Linked DNA regions of Mus musculus: region 1 is linked to region 2. A link is a loop called in an ENCODE intact Hi-C map of the cell type or tissue named here. Cell type or tissue: heart. All regions are shown on one strand. Links, peaks and the distances in the headings refer to the core of each region. The heading gives the core; the rest is flanking DNA. Region 1 overlaps Agbl4 (ATP/GTP binding protein-like 4). Region 2 overlaps Agbl4 (ATP/GTP binding protein-like 4).

What was found. Hi-C counts contacts between places; a loop is a spot of excess contacts. Peaks named below come from ENCODE experiments on the same cell type or tissue, not always from the same donor. Only the 100,000 strongest peaks of a DNase experiment are listed, where the experiment ranks them.
Region 1: a loop joins it to region 2, with 9 times the contacts of the local background. A loop is called at or near these places in 27 of 42 quality-filtered maps.

What each region holds. Positions count from the first base shown.
Region 1 is chr4:111,492,608-111,501,299 of GRCm38, forward strand. All of the region lies in intron 6 of Agbl4 (ATP/GTP binding protein-like 4), which reads left to right. Among named protein-coding and RNA genes, the nearest start is that of Bend5, 82 kb to the left of the region's middle. In heart, for the core only: CTCF peaks have their summits at 1,264 (motif pointing left) and 3,518 (motif pointing right); a DNase peak (open chromatin) is centred at 3,544.
Region 2 is chr4:111,621,177-111,629,868 of GRCm38, forward strand. The region is part of intron 11 of Agbl4 (ATP/GTP binding protein-like 4); the gene reads left to right. Among named protein-coding and RNA genes, the nearest start is that of Spata6, 94 kb to the right of the region's middle. In heart, for the core only: no CTCF peak of the experiment used is centred there; a DNase peak (open chromatin) is centred at 3,945.

The DNA.
Region 1 (8,692 bases), core at 162-8,161, 130 kb before region 2:
AGCTGGTCTAACTCCTTCTGAGCTTCCTAAACTCTCTGACACGTTCTCAATCTCTTTTCAAAGCTTCTCTTCCCTCAGGCTCACAGGGTGATCTTTCCTTCTGTTAAATCCCATCCAGAACCAGGTCTTTATTATTTTCTCTTGGTTGAGGTTGTAGGCTATATTTTGCTTCACTTAATCGTCTTTGAATAGAGCAGTCTCCAGAAGACTTGCCAACTGCAAATGGGAAATGCAGGAATGCAGCAGACACTGTTCCTTATCCAGGGGTGAGGCCTTCCAGGGTCAGACCTAAAGTCCAAGTTTATGTCCCCCAGATCTGCTAAGAGGGTGATTTACCACCACTCCACCGCACCCCTGAAGTTGACTTTCTCATACAGTTTGCATTGCCCTCCTTTCTCCAGCAAACACTTCTTCCAAGCACTTCCTGTCTTATATTCACAAGTCCTTCTTTTAATGTTCTCTGTGCCTGTGGATACTAGCCATCTTCTGCTTCCTGTTGAGGCCACAGCTCAGATCTGTTTCTCAGTAGAAGCTCAAGAAGACAGGAGAGCCGCAGAGTCCTAGAGCAGCAGGATGGGAGCCCTGCGGCTCAAAGGCAGGTCCTCTGCAGAGACTCCCACTTCACTTCTCAGCACATCCTACACCTAGGAGCAGGATGTACGGAAAGTGGATTTTCACACGATTTGCTGTAGGAGCAGACATAAAATTGCCCCATCCTCAAATACGATATGTAGCACTTTTGTCAGCTTTTATTATCCCATGTGTCTTTGTGGGGCTTCTGATAGAAAGACAGAAGGTTCTATGTTAAGTATTACTAGCCAGCTACCATACCAACATCCAGATGTTTCAATGAAGGGTAATTTTACATGTTTCTTACTCATTATTCATTCATTCATTCATTAATTCATTCATTCATGTCTGCTTCTTCTAGTAGTTTCAGATTATTTTACTTCTAACCCAGTACAGGAACTGTCATCTACTGGATGCTGAAAATATGGTAAGTGTTAAGGTAAACCATCACATACAGGACAGAGAGTAGAATGCTATTTTGAAAGCAGATGCTAGTGGTCATCATAAACCCTGCAACATAGTCACAGTTTGAGAGCGATGTAGTAACTATCAGCCAATTTGACACTAGAAGCAGCCAAGACACTAGAAGGATGGGGATTATTTTCCACTGTTTACAAATAAAGAACTTGAGACACAAAATGAAGCTGATACCTGAGTTCCCATTAAGGTTAGGGCCAGGGAGCAGCGCCCCCTCCTGTGCAGGAGTGATAACTTCTGCAACCTTCCTTTCTTGCCAGGTCTAGTCCTGTGGGGAAGGAAGAGAGCTGAAGGGGTGGGGCAGAGTGGTTCTAAAGGTCAGAGGTCGGCCTCAGTTGCACATGCTAGCAGGTAGGCACTGTGTTGCTCTGAGGGAGGCCGATGGAACCTGAGCATGACAGCAAACAGCACCTGGTACAGAGAGAGACACAAGATAAATGTGAAAAGCAATTGTCAAGCAATGATTAATTGAGTTCTTGCCATGCGCTGCTATTTTGTATTCTTCCAGCATCTGTGCAGAGTAGGCACCATTCTTCCCTGCTTGTGGAAAGCAGAATTGCAGTGTCCAGAGGGCTTGTTCATGCCTAAGATTATAGAGCAGTAAGAAGCCATCCAGGAGGCAAATGCCTTCTGCCTGATCCCAAAGCCCCAGCCTTATGCTGAGCTCTAAATAACACAGGCAGAAATGAGGCCAAGTCCGCATTGTCAAGACAGTGAGTCTAGCTACAGATAAGTAACATCTTTCTGGAGTCAGGTTTAAGTGACTAGAAGAACCCGGGTGTGGGGAAATAGTGTGGTCAGCAGAATCCTCCCTTCCCATGGCAGCTAAATGAATTATCCTACCTTCAAAATGCAAAGAAGGAAGACCAGCTCTCATGAGCTGCCAGGGTTCTGGGATCATCTAGACCTACATTCCAGTATTGTTCTCCTTTGTACATATTTGCTCTGTGACTTTGGGTAGTGACTAAGTGTCTCTGGGCCTTAGCATTCTCCTCCATAGAACAGAGATAATGACATGGCCTGGTCGTTGTGAGGGTAGGATGAGAGTACCTGGCATGATGCCAGACATAGTAGGAGCGATTTGAAACCAGGATCCTGCTCAGTTCCAGGCCCTCCTCCTAGGCAAAGCTTCCCTCCTAAGGGAGCCTTCATTTCCTCTTTGTGAAAGGAGATGTGAATCTGTGGTTCACAACACACAGGGATGCTATAGATTAGACAGAACTAAAGGACAGAAGTGCCACTGGATCTAACCTAGGTATACAAGTAGTAGAAGAACCTACTACAGCAGGGGATGGGGGCAGGGATAGGGGAAGGACTTGGTGTGTGTGTGTGTGTGTGTGTGTGTGTGTGTCAGGACCAGTGTCTGGTTCAGTCTAGTTTCTGTAGTCAACATGGTAAGTAGCTTTGGGTGGTTTCTTTTGCCTTTGGGTCAAAAGCACGGGGCTGGCTAAGGGCAGTCTGTGCACTCTGTGCTTCTCACCACTGTACCCCAATAGCTTCTCTTGCCTTACCTCCTGGTCACTCACTCCCTGCGTTTATCACAGCCTAGCTGGTCAGCTCAGGCCATCTTACTGATGCTTCATGCTTCTTTGAGCTTTGTTCCATGGAGTTTCCCTTGAAGTTGCCTCAAGCCCAGTGGCCATTCTCTGCCCAGGGCCCAACTAAAGACACCCCTAAATTAGCCTAGATAGCCTGGAGTACAGGGGAGGGAAAGCGAAACCAGAGTGCAGGCTATCTCAGGCTACATAGAGATGCAGCCCAATCCCAGCAGTCATTCTGAGAGGGGCTCATTTGGTAACTGGATTCAAGGTTAGGAATGAGGTTGAGCTGAGGGATCCAAATGTGACCAGAATTAGGCTCTGGCTTTGGCTAAGGAGCAGTAAACCAGGTAAGTCCTTTGTGCTTTGTGTTGTATGCATCCATTGTTTTCAACACCTCTGAGGTTGCCGCCTTCTGCATCAACCCAGCCCCAGGATGTTTCTCCACACGTGTTAAAGTCCTTCAGGTTCTCTGTCGTATCTGTCATTGTTGTAATTTTTCACCTCTTAGGAGTATATCAAGCCTCAGAAATGAATAGAGTGAGTGAATGTTACACGCAAGCAATTTCAGGCTTACAAGGCAACTGCACAAAACCTCCATCTGTCCTTTTATCTGTCTGGTCAGTATTAAAGTCCCTTAGTTAGAAATTCACTTATTTATAGTGGTGTTTGGAGCACTAGAAAAAAATTTAAAAATCTCTGGGCCAGGATTAGGAGATGTGAGCTAAACCGCATCTTGCCTTCTCTGACAGTTACATTACCACACTTTACTAGCCTCATTCTCCCTGTTGTAAAATGGAAATGATAATGCCCACATTCCAAAATTGCTGTCCAGGTACCTGGCTTGGTCCTAAAACAAACACGATTTCTTTCTCTGTCCCCACCCACACCCTCAAAAGAGTGAATTCTGGAAGCATCATGCTGGAAGTCACCAGCAGGTGGCAGCACAAGGCGTGGTCATTCTATCAGTCCTGGACTAGTGAGAGGAGTTTTGATGTTTCAGGACCAACCTAGGCCTGGTGAGGTCCTTGCCTTTCATGCTAGTGGACCAAAGCTGGATGTCTTCTTGTCTTGCTCTGTGAAGAGCAACTGAGTCCTGGCATACCTACACCCAGAGCATAATTCAGTTTCCCAGACATTTTGCTGCTTTTTCTAAAAGGAGGTACCTTAAAAAGAGGTTCACCTATAGAACTTGGTTGAGTCTCTTTCATTAGGGCCAGCACAGTTGGGGCTGCTGATGTGCTGGCCATTTTTTTCTGGTGCCGGAAGGAAGTTTATCACAGATCTGGGTTCTGAGTTCCCTTCCATTCTGAAATATAGTTGGGTACCTGGAGGGCCATGTGGAAAGGTGTAGGTCAGAGGCATTTGAAGGAAAGCAGCTTTGAAGTTGGGGGCCATTATGTTAATGGCATTACTCAATTTCTGGAAGCAATTCTGATTAAATATTCATTGGTTTTGATTATACTGAAATTAGGGCTAAAGCGTGAAGTCAAATCGAGGGGAATAATGGCAGTGTAAATAATGCATGGCCTCTAAATTGAAAACAGCAGCTTGTGCAGCCAGGTCAGCCCCCACCCTGTCTGTCTATACCATTTGTTTAGAAGGTGATTAGTCTGATGTGGGCATTTCTTAGCAGCTCAGAGAATGCAATTGGAAAAAAAAATCCCAGGGCTCCCCGTATCTCTGGGAATGTGGGAGAATTAACATGGGCAACTTATAGCAGGGGATTTTCTCTAGGTCAAGAACGGGGAAGTGTAGAATCTTGGTGACATGCCGCCATAGAGTTCTGTAGTCTGCAAGTGACATAATCATGGGCTCTGAGAAGAATAGTCTCTTTCCTTCTAAATCTTTGGTGGTGTAATTGTTGAATGGAGATGATCGAATCAGGTGGAGAAGAGCTGCAGCTAGAGAGAGGCAAGAAGAACCAAGTGAGATTTGTTCAGATTAACAAGCCATAGAGACAGGACAGTCTATGAAGTGATGGGACAAATGGTGTATGTAGGATGGCATTATGGGGTCCAAATAAGGGTCAGGGGAGTTTTGAGAGAAACTGAGAGATGACAGACATCTTTATCATCATGATCTCCATTGGGGTCCTAATGCCTGGCACAGAGTGTTAACTGGTGGATATTGGTTGAATGGGCAATGCAAGATGATGCTGCAGAAGGGAGGATGTGAAAGGAAAGGACCACCTCCCATCAACAACCCTCAAACCCCTACTGTGTAAAGTGCTGGTGAGACAGGAGTTATCTCCCAGAAGTCAAACTCATAGCAGACCAGAGGCTGGTTATATAGAGTATTATGCTCCACCGACAGGATGAGTACCAGTGCTCACCTCTACAGCTGGGTCATGAGGCAGGCATGGGCACACAGATTCCTCACTGACTTGGTCTGTGATGTGCTAAAATATGACCCATGTCAATAATGATTATCCCAACTTCTGTCAGTTTTCTCAATCAGGTCCATAAAGGCCACCAGGCACAGCATGGCAGCACGGACCTGACCCTTCCATGGCACTCCTCCCACTGCTCTCAGTTCTTTTTTGGTTTTCCTTATTAAAGTTCCATCTGCCCTGCACCCTATTGTCCATGTTTCTCACTCTTCTTAGACACGAGGCAAAGAATTTGACAAAGGCAGTCTTTGGAGAAAGGCATGATGGCCAACCAGTTTTATGATTGAGGAAAAGGACACTTGAAAGGAATTAATTTGTACAGACAGTTAAAACGTTAAAAAAACGTAAACCACACTCATCTAGTAAGGGATGGCCTCGTGGGCTACCACTGGAGTTTAATCCTGCCTCTAGCCCTCTCTGCTCCCTGATTGATGTCATCATGAATCAGCTCCCACATTCCCACTGCTAAGTTCTGCACACAGCCTCCGGTGCTGTGCCTTCCCCTCCGCAGTGGACTGTCCAGTCTCAAACTATGAATCAAAATAATCCCCCCCACACACTACTTCCTGGTATTTTATTGCAAAGACAAGAAAAATAATTAATACATGCATCTAACCTCTACTTAGCCCTGGGCCAGATGAGCTAATAGAAAGATTAAATGGAAGAATCAGAGAAGCAAGGAGCTACAACCACGAGAAGGAATAGGTGCGTTTGGTATCTCTGCTGGGTGGTGTTTGGTAGTGTGAATCCTGAAGCTACCTGGCCTTGGTTCTTCCTTTCATCAGCTCTGTGATCACAGACACGTTAATGAGATTCACACCTATCAGGGCTACAGGGATGATATAAGCAAGTGGAGGTAAGACCTCTAACAGTCCTGGCTTGCAGGAAATATATCAAGAGCATCAGCTGTTACTCAGAGTTTAGAGGACTTCCTGGCAAGAGCACTACAATCCTCCCTAGCCTCTTTCCCTGCATGCAAAGCAAAGAGGAATAGAGAAGAGGAGGAAGCAAATCCAAGGAGGTAGTCACTAACCTGTGTCTGATGTCTACCTGTGCTGAGCACTGTAACAGACACCAGCATGTTTCACAGCCCAAATAACCTTTTGAGGCTTTTGGGGTCAGTTATATAGTAACTGCAGCTCAAGTCCTGACCTGCCTAGTGTCAATGTCATGGGTAGAGCTGTCCCTTGGATACATTTCTCCCTGGGGAGAGGGTGATGGTTGTGTTGGTAAACAGTATTTGTTCCCCTTATGGTTTCATGGGTGGGTGGCCAGCCCACGCTGCCTTTCCCAGACTTCTCCTGTCTACTGTGATGCTCTCCATGTGGGTGACTTGACAGACAACCATGCAAAGCCTTTCCAACTCCCTCAGCGTTACCTGAACATCCCAGTGGGAGGCTGGGATGGCAGACTTCCAAGCTTTGCAGCATGCCACCCCCATATTGGTTCTGGAGTCTGCCAGAGCCTCTTGAAGCTCATCACTAATTGGACTGGCCTGGGTTTTGCTTTATTCTTTCTGAAATCGCCCATCTTTCTGTGACTGCAGCTGTGCTGTAGTACCAGGAATTTGGTCCTGGGTGTCTCAGCTCCTTCCTGCTGTATTTCCAATTCCTCTTCTCTTCCCCACCCCCCTCAGGCTTTCATTAAGAAGGGAATAACAACTGGACTAGAAAATTCTTTATTTGATCCATCGTTAAGCTCCTCATTCTTGGCTATTTCATACATGTACATACATGTATACATTATACATACACATATATATGATCTATTCTGTATATATATATATATATATATATATATATATATATACATATACATATATATATATATATATATATATATATATGATGTATTCTCTTTAATCTTATCTCAATGCACTCTTATTCCCTTCCCACCCCTGTCAATGCTCCCTACTCTCAGTTGCTTTTCCACATTCCTGTCTTTTGTCTTTGTTTTATGGCCCACCATTGTCATCTTTGTGACCATGATCTTGGAACTACACTAAAGCCTGGTGGGCTCACCAGTGATACAACTGAAGGTAGTGACTGCCTCTCCTCTAGCATACACAACAGCAGATAGTTTAGCAAGTAGTATGGCCTCATGAGCTTCTTCCCATCCACGATTAACTGTTGACATACCCAGTCTTGTGGAGACTCAGAAAGATGGACGGAGCTGTTGTAAGGTCATGATTACCATGGCTGTGTCATGCTCTGGACATAATATCTCACAGCACTTCTCCCTATATTCTGGTTTTCATATTCTTTCTGGCCCCCATCTGGGATGTTCCCTGAACCTTACAGGGGGTAGAATAAATGTCATGTTTAAGGCTAAGTATTCAATGATCACTTATTCTTATCATCTTGAACAGCCATGAGTCTGTGAACTCACAGCAAAGAGTAGTTTCTCTGATTAAGGCTGAGCATTTCTCTGTAGGTGAAAACATAAAAATATTTACAAGGCCATTTTGCACCATGTCAATTTAGATAAAACAAAATAAAACAGCAACATCATCATCAACAAAAACAGCAGTAAGTTCTCCTCTATGGCATATCACCTCTAAATTTTTGAGCATGTTTTCAGCACAAGGATGAATTCTTTCCTATGGAAAAGGGCTCAAATCAAAACAGAAAGCAGTTTGTTGATCCCACAATAGTCAGGCCATTATAATTACATCAATGGATTCATTTTGCTTGTCAAGTTAGCATGTGAGCTAGTCACAAGGGAGGCTTCTAGCACAGTTCAAGCTTGGTTTCTCTGTACCTTTCCACAAATGTGTGAGCTATCTCAGCAATAGGGTCTGGGAATTTAGTTCTGGTGGGCAACTAGGAGGAATGGCAAGAGCCTGCCTGTATTATACTGAGGGCTTTGGTACCTGCCTATCAAGTCACCAAGTAGTGGTACCCACAACTTGATCTAGGAATCTCATTTAATAAACAAGATATTCTAAGAGAAGTATATCCTGCTGTGAAGAACCTTTCATTTCTAAAAATCCCCCCCCCCACTACTTCCTGGTATTTTATTGCGAAGACAAGAAAAATAATTAATACATGCATCTAACCTCTACTTAGCCCTAATGGACTAAGAACAGAACTCACAGAATCATATCATTAGATGTAGAAATGGCCTTTGGCAAAGTCCAACATTTCTTCATGCTGAAAACGCTATAGACTAAGGATAGAGAGTGCAAATCCACTGAGGACAGGGAGGCTCTGAGAGGTGAGGGCACTGACTCAGGAACACACAACAGCTAATCAGATGATTTACATTTCAGCCTCTATTCTGTGGAATCATTGCCCCAGCTCTGATTGGTCTCCATTCCAGTGAGGTTTTATTGACAGGGTGGCCTCTCCCCTTTTCCAAGAAGCTAGGTTATCCCCTTGATACCTCTGAAAAGTCAAGATCTGAGATAAGACTTAGCCCACTGTGGGTTCTACATGGTAGGCCCAGCTCTTGCCAGCAGCAAACTTCTCTGGCCCAAGCCTCAGTCTCTGGACCCTTTTAATGTTGAAGCCAAGGTCACTGTGGTTAGCACCTCCAGCCTTCCTCCTTCTCAGCACCTTCTCCATGCTCTCCTCCTCTCTCAATCTTTCCATATTTGCTCTGTTGGCCTCTATGTCTATCTCCCCCAGTGTCCCTTACCTCTAATTGTCCTTTCCATGATTTTCTACACTGTCTCCTGCCCTGCACTGGCTCCTGCCCCCCACCCCCACTCCAC
Region 2 (8,692 bases), core at 509-8,508:
AGGCTGACAGTGAGTTACGTCTTGTAAGGGTTGCAAGGGTTACATGGGGAAGGCTATGTTGTCCTGAACTGTTAAATCAACGTGCCATATGCTCAGTGATATTAGATATCATTCTCTCACTTTTCCTTCCTGTCATTTGTCATCCTTTTGTTGTGAAATGGTAGAGTCTTGATACTTTCAGGCAACTCTCCAGTTATTACTATTTACATTTTATTGTCCTGACAACTAATAAATATGCTATTTTCAAATGGTTGACAGAGAGAGAGAGAGAGAGAGAGAGAAGGAGAAAAGGAGAGAAGGAGAAAAGGACAAACTAGAATCATAAAGTTACTCAATGATTCTCCAGCCTTTGTTTCTGGTCTGGTTACAAGCTAATTTTGGGAAGAGGGAGCCTGAGTCCTGAGCAGGCTGGTTTCCTGTGGCTGTGTCCATACTGAAATCAGATAATGCTGGCTCTGAAGTATGGTACAGCTAGCCAAGGGAAAATACCAAGATTCTGTCAGCTAACTGCTGTCATTTCAGACCTCAGTGGACCCCTCAGAGTGGGCCTTCTGACATGTTCATCAAACTATTTTATTTATCCATCTGTCCAACAAAACCCATTAGACATTGGAAAGAGATGGGAATAAGTGGCTATGTATTTAAGAAGATAGGTTTTTGAGCAAAGAGGACAAGGGAAAGAGAATAAAGGTCCTGGCAGATGAAAGATCTGCTGGGCTAGGGGGAAGGGGTCATCAGGGAGCAGAGGGGAAAGAACTTCCTAGAAGAAGAGAAACCAGGGCTCAGACTTCCAGGGTGAATAGATGCAAACTAGGCAAGAAGGGGGTGGAGCCACCTTCCTGGCAGAGGGAGAAGTACAGGAGAGAGGCCAGATGCCAGGGGAAGGATGCTCTGTCCAAGCATTCCACGGTAGCTGGGGCTGGGCCAGGAACAAGCAGTGATCAATAACCATGGGAGAAAGACCCGTGAAAGAAGCACATTGAATATGCTGCAATAACAGTTACAAAACATTGTTATTGTTTGTTTCCACTGGCTTCCTAGATAGATGAATATAGATAATAGAACCATAGATATGAGAACTCTGGCAGGCCCAGAGACTGCCCAGTCAGTCTCAGGAAATTAAGAAGTTCCAATTAATTCTAGTCACAAAACAGTCTCAGTTGAGCAATTACTGTGTCTGGTCTGATTCGAAACATCAAACCTCTTCAAAGAAAATCATCCCCACCCTCTGGGCCTGTCGAAAATAGGCTGATCATGGTGACCCACGTTCATACTTCTGGGGGTCAAGCAGGATAAGGGAGCACTAGAAAGAGACAGGACGGGCCTCTGATACTTAAAGGATAGCATGGACTATTCCACATGAGCCCCTTAGGGACCCCACTTTCTAGTGCTGGGTGCTAGAGGACTGCTTAGAAGTGTTAGAGCTGGGGTTTAAAATCCCAATAGGTCCAGCTCTAAGTTCCACCTGGCACACCATCTTGCCATCCTCTCTTCTTCCCTCCCATGTCCTCCTGGAGGACAGGGACTGTGCTTATGAACTCCAGAGAGGCTGGGACTCCTACAGCTCTTAATTTTTCTCTACCTACAGAAACCCCTTCCTGTAGGCCTGGTCCCTGATACTAACCTGTCTGTCATCCCTGATGACCCAGCTCTGTTGACCAACACCAGCTTCTGATTGCTCTTAGCCACCTTGCCTTGTACCAGTTGACGCCCACATTCGTGTCAAAGTGTGCCCTGGCTCCTGAATGCTCACTGTTTGGCTGGAAAACTGAAATGCCATTACCTTCATTCTCCAAGCCTCCTTCATCCCCCCAAAAGGAGGTTTCGAAGGTTTTATCTGCTTTTGTCAAGTTTATCACCATAATTCGAAATGCTGTTAATATTACTGTCAGCAGAGATCTACAAATTACAAAGTTGTAAAGTTACTTTATAGTGATAACTGTCAGCTTTCACTTGTGGCGCTGCAAGCTTGGCTCCATGGAAACCATGATGATGATAAAGAGCCTATATTGTTTCAGGATTGCAGCTGTGAGCTGGCAGGCAGGAAGCATCCTGGCTGACTCCCAAGTTGCCCAAATCTATTTGTCTGCACCCATGTTCACTTGTACACCTGTGCACACCAAGTACTTGTCTTCCCACTTTCTTGTTGCACAAATGTGGGAGCATTCTCAAAGCCAAGGCTTTCCCTGAGCTCAGTTTCAACCAATTGCATCCTTGAGCTTAACTTTGTTCAGCCCAGAAGACAACAGGGACTGTCAAAATGTCACAACACAACTGCTTTAAAAGCCACTGTTTAATTGAGAACCACTAGGAACATTTGAGGTTCTAGTTAGACAATGTAGAACAATGATGTCAAATAATTTTTGCCCTTAGACAAAAAAAAAAAAAAAAAAAAAAAAAAGGCAACTCAGGAAAGTAGATAGAGGTCTGGGGAAAGGTTTAGGCACCTTAATTGACACTGTTAAGTGCATTATTGAGCAAAAAATGGATGTGTCAACCCCACCACTATATACTACCCTGCTGCCAAAGGTGGACAGAAGCTTTAAGCTTCTCTGGGGAGCGAGGTAGTGCTGGCTCTTTTTTCCTGGCTACTGTCATTAGCCCAGAGAGTGTTTTCATTTCTGGCCATCAGTTTATGTTAGACACAAATAAAATGGTACATGGGACCTGAAGGACCATGGTGGTGGTGGTGGTTGGGGGTGGGGGGACACAAAACTGCAAAGAGGGATTTATGAGAGAGGTAATATGGAGCTTTCAGCCCTAAGACTAGAATATTTGAAAAACAACAACAACAAACAAAACCACCAGGCTTGTTAGCCACTCCTTCCAAAGCTATGGCCTATGAGAGACGAGTTAAAGAAATTGGGGAGTTTTCCTTGGAGTAGGGACCTTTAGGAGCTGATTTTCTTTTAGGAGCCTGATTTTGATTGATCAAGTCTCTAAAGAGTAACCACAGAGCTGAGTAATAAAGCTGTTCTATGTGACTCTAAAGTTCAAAGTAAGGCCTAATATGTGGCAGCCCCATTCTGAGCCTGTGCACATAGGATAATGACAAGAGGATCCAGGACTAGGGCATTGATTCCCTGAGCATCTCCTATATGCCAGCCTCTTGCTTGTGTCTGAGGGCACACAGAGCAAGTCCTGACCTCTACCTAGAAATGTGTCAGTAGAGACAATCAGAGAGTGACTTTAGTACAGTATAGTGAAAGAGGGGAGTGTGGAGCAGACAGAAAGTGTTTAGATCAGCTTTGGGGACACCAGGAGTGAGAAGAGATGTATCAAGGAAGTACCATCACAAAGGTCTAGTGTGGGAGGAGGAGGGTGCAGAAGTCCATGCAGGCAGACCAGACTAGACAATAGCTAGAGCCCCGAGAGAGCTGCTTCTGCTTCCCTCCTTGATCATGTGAGGTCATCTGGCAAAGGACCACCACTCCCTAGCAATGTGCCAGGGGAAACACCTACCCTGGCAGGTAAGGCAGGACAGCTCCCAGGGCCATCTGAGCTAGGCAGATGCACCATGGTACCATGCTAGCAATTTGGAGTTTGCCTAGTGACCTTCTCAGTGTTCTGATGTGAGATTCACAAAGCACATTCTTTACTAATCTGTCATCAACCACTGATGTGCTATATGATTTTGAGCAAACTTCTCTACTTCCCTCCTTGGATCCTAACTATTAAAAATGGATTTGGACAAAGAGCTTCAACCATCAAACTTCATTCAAAGAGTTGAATTTGGATCTAACTCACATTTGTTAGACATCTACTAAGTGCTGGACATAGTCCTTCTTAGGAATTTGTCAGACTCCTGGAGCACCAGCTGTTCTCCATAGAACAACCTCAGAATCAACACCACGTCTCACCCCAGGCTGCACACCCGGCAGAGACACATTGCCTGGCTAGGGTTTCTTTCCGTCAATATTTTCCTCAAGATGATAAATGTGCTGCCAATAAGAGGAGGCAGCTGCCAGCTCTGTCTGAGACAAGGGCCTTTAGCTGGGCTATGGCCGTGATTGGCTTGTTGATGTGTCTCCAAAGAGGGAGGGAGCTGGAGGGAACTCTGAGGAGGCTCAGGACCAGAGCTCTCAGTCTACACAGATTTGCCTTGGGTTAATAGGGCTTCTTCCCCATGTTCTCGTCCTCTAATCACCCCACTAAAATATGGTCTTTGAAGAGAAGACACAAAGTGATGAAGCTTATAGCAGAACTGTAGCTCACAGCTGGCATGTTAAATAACAGGGTAAGGAAGAAAGCACCTTCCCCAGCCAGGCTGGATCGGATGCAAATCCTGGTTTTGCTTTTTACCAGTGGTGTGGCTCCAATGACTTGGTTGCATTGATTCTCTGTCAGCTAATCTGCCATGATGTCATTCTAATACTTACCTCACAGGGGTGTTTTGAGTAGATGCAAACACTGGGAAATATACTCCAGTGCCTGTTCAATTGCCAAGAACGTAGTAGGCACTCAGTAAATTGCACCACGATTGTTACTCTTTCTAACCAAGTAATGTATTAGGTGAAATCAAGTTATTCATTTCTGGGCTATCAGACTAGAGGCAATGTGCTTGGACCAGGTGTCTCTGAGATTCTTAGGGGGCTCTTGTGGTTTTGAAATAGTAGTCTTCTTAGCTATGTGTTTGGAGTACTCAGTTATTTCGCTGGGATTAGACTTCCAAATCTGTTCTCACCAGCACAGCTTTTTGTTTGTTTGTTTGTTTTTTAAATTAAATAAATTATTTCATGAGGACAAAGTCACAGTGTAATCAGTGTCAGCATTAAGACAGTGCTGGAGCTTGGCTGAGGCTGGAGTTCGGGGTGGCTGAGATTTCACATTTGGTCTCAGTTATACACATGTGTGGAACCCACTCTCTCCCTAATCTGGAATTGAAAAAACAGGGATGAGAGTTAAGAGACCTGGATTTGCCTAATAGAATTCAGTGACTGGGAAGTGCTGGGGGTTATTTGGTCACGTGACCACAGACCACTGATGCCTCCCTCTGTTTTCAGTTCTCTCTGATTTAGCTAGTACATGAGGTTGTGCAGATCAAATGCGTAGGGGAGAGGTGGGTCTGAAAGTGTTCCACTCACAAAGGGAGAGATTTTTGGTGGGGGTCGGGGTGCATGCAGGGTGAAGAGGGAGGCATTCTACCCATTCGAACAGAAAGCCATCTGGAAGAGATGGAGACAGGGACAGGCCCAGAGGTGGTTCTTGATGGCATGAGGACAGCCAGGGAGGACCCAAATAATTTCAGTGTCAAACTCATGTCCACTGATCTGATGGCATGGGAGAAGTGCTAGCCATAGGGCTAGGAACCCTTAGAACTATTGGGGGTTTGGTGAGATCTGGCTTCTCACTCCTGGCTTGGCTCCTTCCCTCCTGGCTCACAGAGACACCTGAAGACTCTAGCAGCAGCTTCCTTGCAGTTGCCTGAGGTTGAAGCGCCCCCTCCTGGCCCTGGGGTGCATGGCTACCATAGAGAGCCAGTTTTTTTCCCACCAGAAGACTGAAGACAACCCCTTCCTTTGTCTAGGCTACCGCCTGAGCTCTGCCCTCACCACCACCAGCTCCCAGCTATCTTTGGGGATCTGGAAGAGGGAGGCTTGCACTTCCTGACTTCTCTTAGGTCTTAGCATGAGCGTTATCCCCTACCGGCCATCCCTTTGACTCTCTCTTCCTCTTCTCCATTACCTTTGTCTGTTCATCTATTTGGTGCTTTCTTAGACACATGTATGTTTCATGTGTGGCTGTCTGCATCCTTCCCTCACCTTGTTCACTCCCTCATCTTCAACCCTACTCAGCCCCCTTCCCCCTTCCCATGACTTCAGTTCTTTCTTATGTTCTTTTCCCTCTTACCTTGTACTTAGTGCTTTGTATTCATATCACATTTAGACCCAGAGCACTCCATTGAGATGACTTCAGAAGGTTACTTAGTGCTCTGACTCTGTACCTGACTGAGGGGTCAATGAAGTCATGTGTCCTGAGTGTGGCACGCAGTCCCTACGATATTGTTCATCTCCCTTTCAGCCATATCACCTGGCAGGCCTTCTGCTATTCTTGTCCTCTTTTCAAAACCCCCTCCAAGCTTCCCTCCCCCTCCTTTTTTTTTTCTTGGCACTACAATTCAGAATCAAATATCATTGTTTTGAGTCTTTCAGGAAACTGTAGACTTCTCCTTCACTTTGAAGGAACTTCCTTCTGTGCTCTATTCTCTCCTCTGTCTCCCCTAGGAAAGACATGGGTCTTCTTGTCTAAGCACTGATAAGGGACTCTGAGCCGAGGTAAGGTATAGTCAGCTGAAGGGTATCTGACGTCAAGGAGTCTCTATTCATAGTGCATCTTACAAGGAAGTTTTATGGTAAGGAAGGAGTCATGTTCTAAGGCCCCACAGGACACCCACCAGTGTGACTTGAATGTATTTGCTAATTTATTTATGACTTGTGGCAAATTGAAGCAAAAGCATGTAGTACCACAAAGAAACAAGGAATGTTTCCCAGCACCGAACTCCTAAGAAGACATTTGTCTGAGAGATTCATGTTGGAAGCCCAGGAGAGTGGGCTCTGGCCTCTGGTTCATGAGTACTCCTTCAGCAGAGGGCAGCCTATGGATCACATGAGACATGGGTATCTTTCACAGTGATCCTTCATGAGAGCCAAGGACTCGGTCCTAAAACACAGTCTGAGCATCCAGCTGCCTGTGGCCTAACCAGACACAAGGATAATGCAAGCATGTCTAGACAGTATCCTTCTAGCTGTCCTCAAAGATTGTCATATATTTCAGCACAGATGCGGAGAAAAGCAGGGTCAGCAAGTGGCATAGGGCCAGGCAGTTAGAAATGCTGGCTCTAAAATGACATGGGTCTGGTTTCATTTCTAAACCTGTGTAGCTCTAGACAACTTACTGTGGCCTCTTTGGGCTTGAGCCTCCTGAATAGAGATAATAATACAAACCTCCCAGGGTCTTTGTGAGAAGAAAATGAGTTGATATAAGTACTTCATGCCCTGACTGGCTTCTAGGAAGGGTTGATGGCTCTTCCCAGGCTGCACAGTACTCTGTGATCACTGGGGCTCCCAGAAGGTTAGAGAGATGCCGAGAGGTCATCTGGTGTCCTGGGCAGAGACTTGTCTTCACCACCATGGACAACCAGTCTTAAAGCAAAGAGACCTCTACTCTTGAGTTTTCCCATACAAAAATTGACTGCAGTTTGAGTCTACTCAGTATGCTGAGGGCAAACCACAATATCCCAAGCTCTCTTGCCTTTGGAGAAGCATTTTAGTAAAAGTCATGTGCAAGAGGCTCCCTCTGCCCCCTGGGATTGTGGGAAGGAAATATTTATGGCATAGGGAAGGTGCCTGGAAAGTTGTGTTTTGTCTCTCTGTGCTAAGCATTCTATTGGCTTAGTTCTCAAGGTAGCCATTTGAAGCAGTCACTACCTTCTTTCAGGAAAGAAGGTATTCCATTCCCTTATTGAGCTTTCATACTTGTGGGGGTGGGGGTGGGGGCAGAGCCAGAACCTATGACCCAACAGTACCTACTCTCCCATACAGAGTACCTGAGGGACTTGGCCTGCCTGGCCCCAAACTTCCTCTACACTGGAACCCCCACTGTCCCTGGAGAGTCAATAGACCCCCAGCTCTGGTCAAATAGACCCCTACTTCGAGACTACTGCCTCCCCTTGTTTGTTTATTCCTAAGTAGCTGAGAGTTTTTCACCCAATCGTGGCTTTTTACTGGGAGGAGTTATTGAGGGGAAGCTATTGGGCTCTGCAGAAGTTACTGGGCTATGCTACAATTCATTTTTAGATTGCATAGTGGGACAAGAAGGAACAATGATTTCACAGGTGCACGACTAACCCAAAGCATTTTAATCTTCAAAATGTCAGCTTTTATGGTCAGTGGCTGTTCCACGGTGAGCAGTAGCACTGTGAATGTTAAGGTACCAGCATGGCAGGGCACCTGGACAAGGCATCATCATAAAGGCAGACAGACTCCAGAGACTGTGGCTGGTACTGCAGGCCAGCCTGGAAGTGCCTCCTGAAAACAAATGCATCATCATCGAGTGTGACTGATCACCTCGGATCCCAAGATGATGGTGTGTATAAACATGGATCTTTACTGCATCTCAGAGAGAGCAGCAGCATGGTATCCAGGTGCTGGAGGAACATTAAAGTGTTAGCCCAAGGTCACTGTCTTGCTATGACATCATACTGGCCTTCGCCTCCATGTCTTTAAAGCAATAATTAATTCACCTGTGTGTTGCACCCACCAATGAGCTAAAAGAAATTTGGAACAAGTAATGAAAAGCCTATATCATATTAGGACTGTGTGAGGTGGTGAGAGAAAAAAAGGCTGTCTGTGTGCAGCCCACTGCCCCACAGGACTGTTTTAGGAAACAAGGGCCCAGGAAAGACCCTGTTAGGTTATTACTAGTGGTCAGAGAAGCCAGCCAGGGTAACTAAATTTCCTCTCCAGGCTTTCATTTCTTCCACCAGTAAACGTGTTAAATGGAGGAAATTCAAAACAGATATTTACCATTCTATATGTACCTCTTTGCTAGGCACTGGGGATCAGTAATGAGCAGGACTGTTTCCCTAGGGGAGTTCAACTACTATGTTTCTAACATCTTTCACACAGATTTGTCACACATTCAAGGTGCAATCATATGATGGTTCAAGTCCTAAGGTCCTTATGAGGGTGTC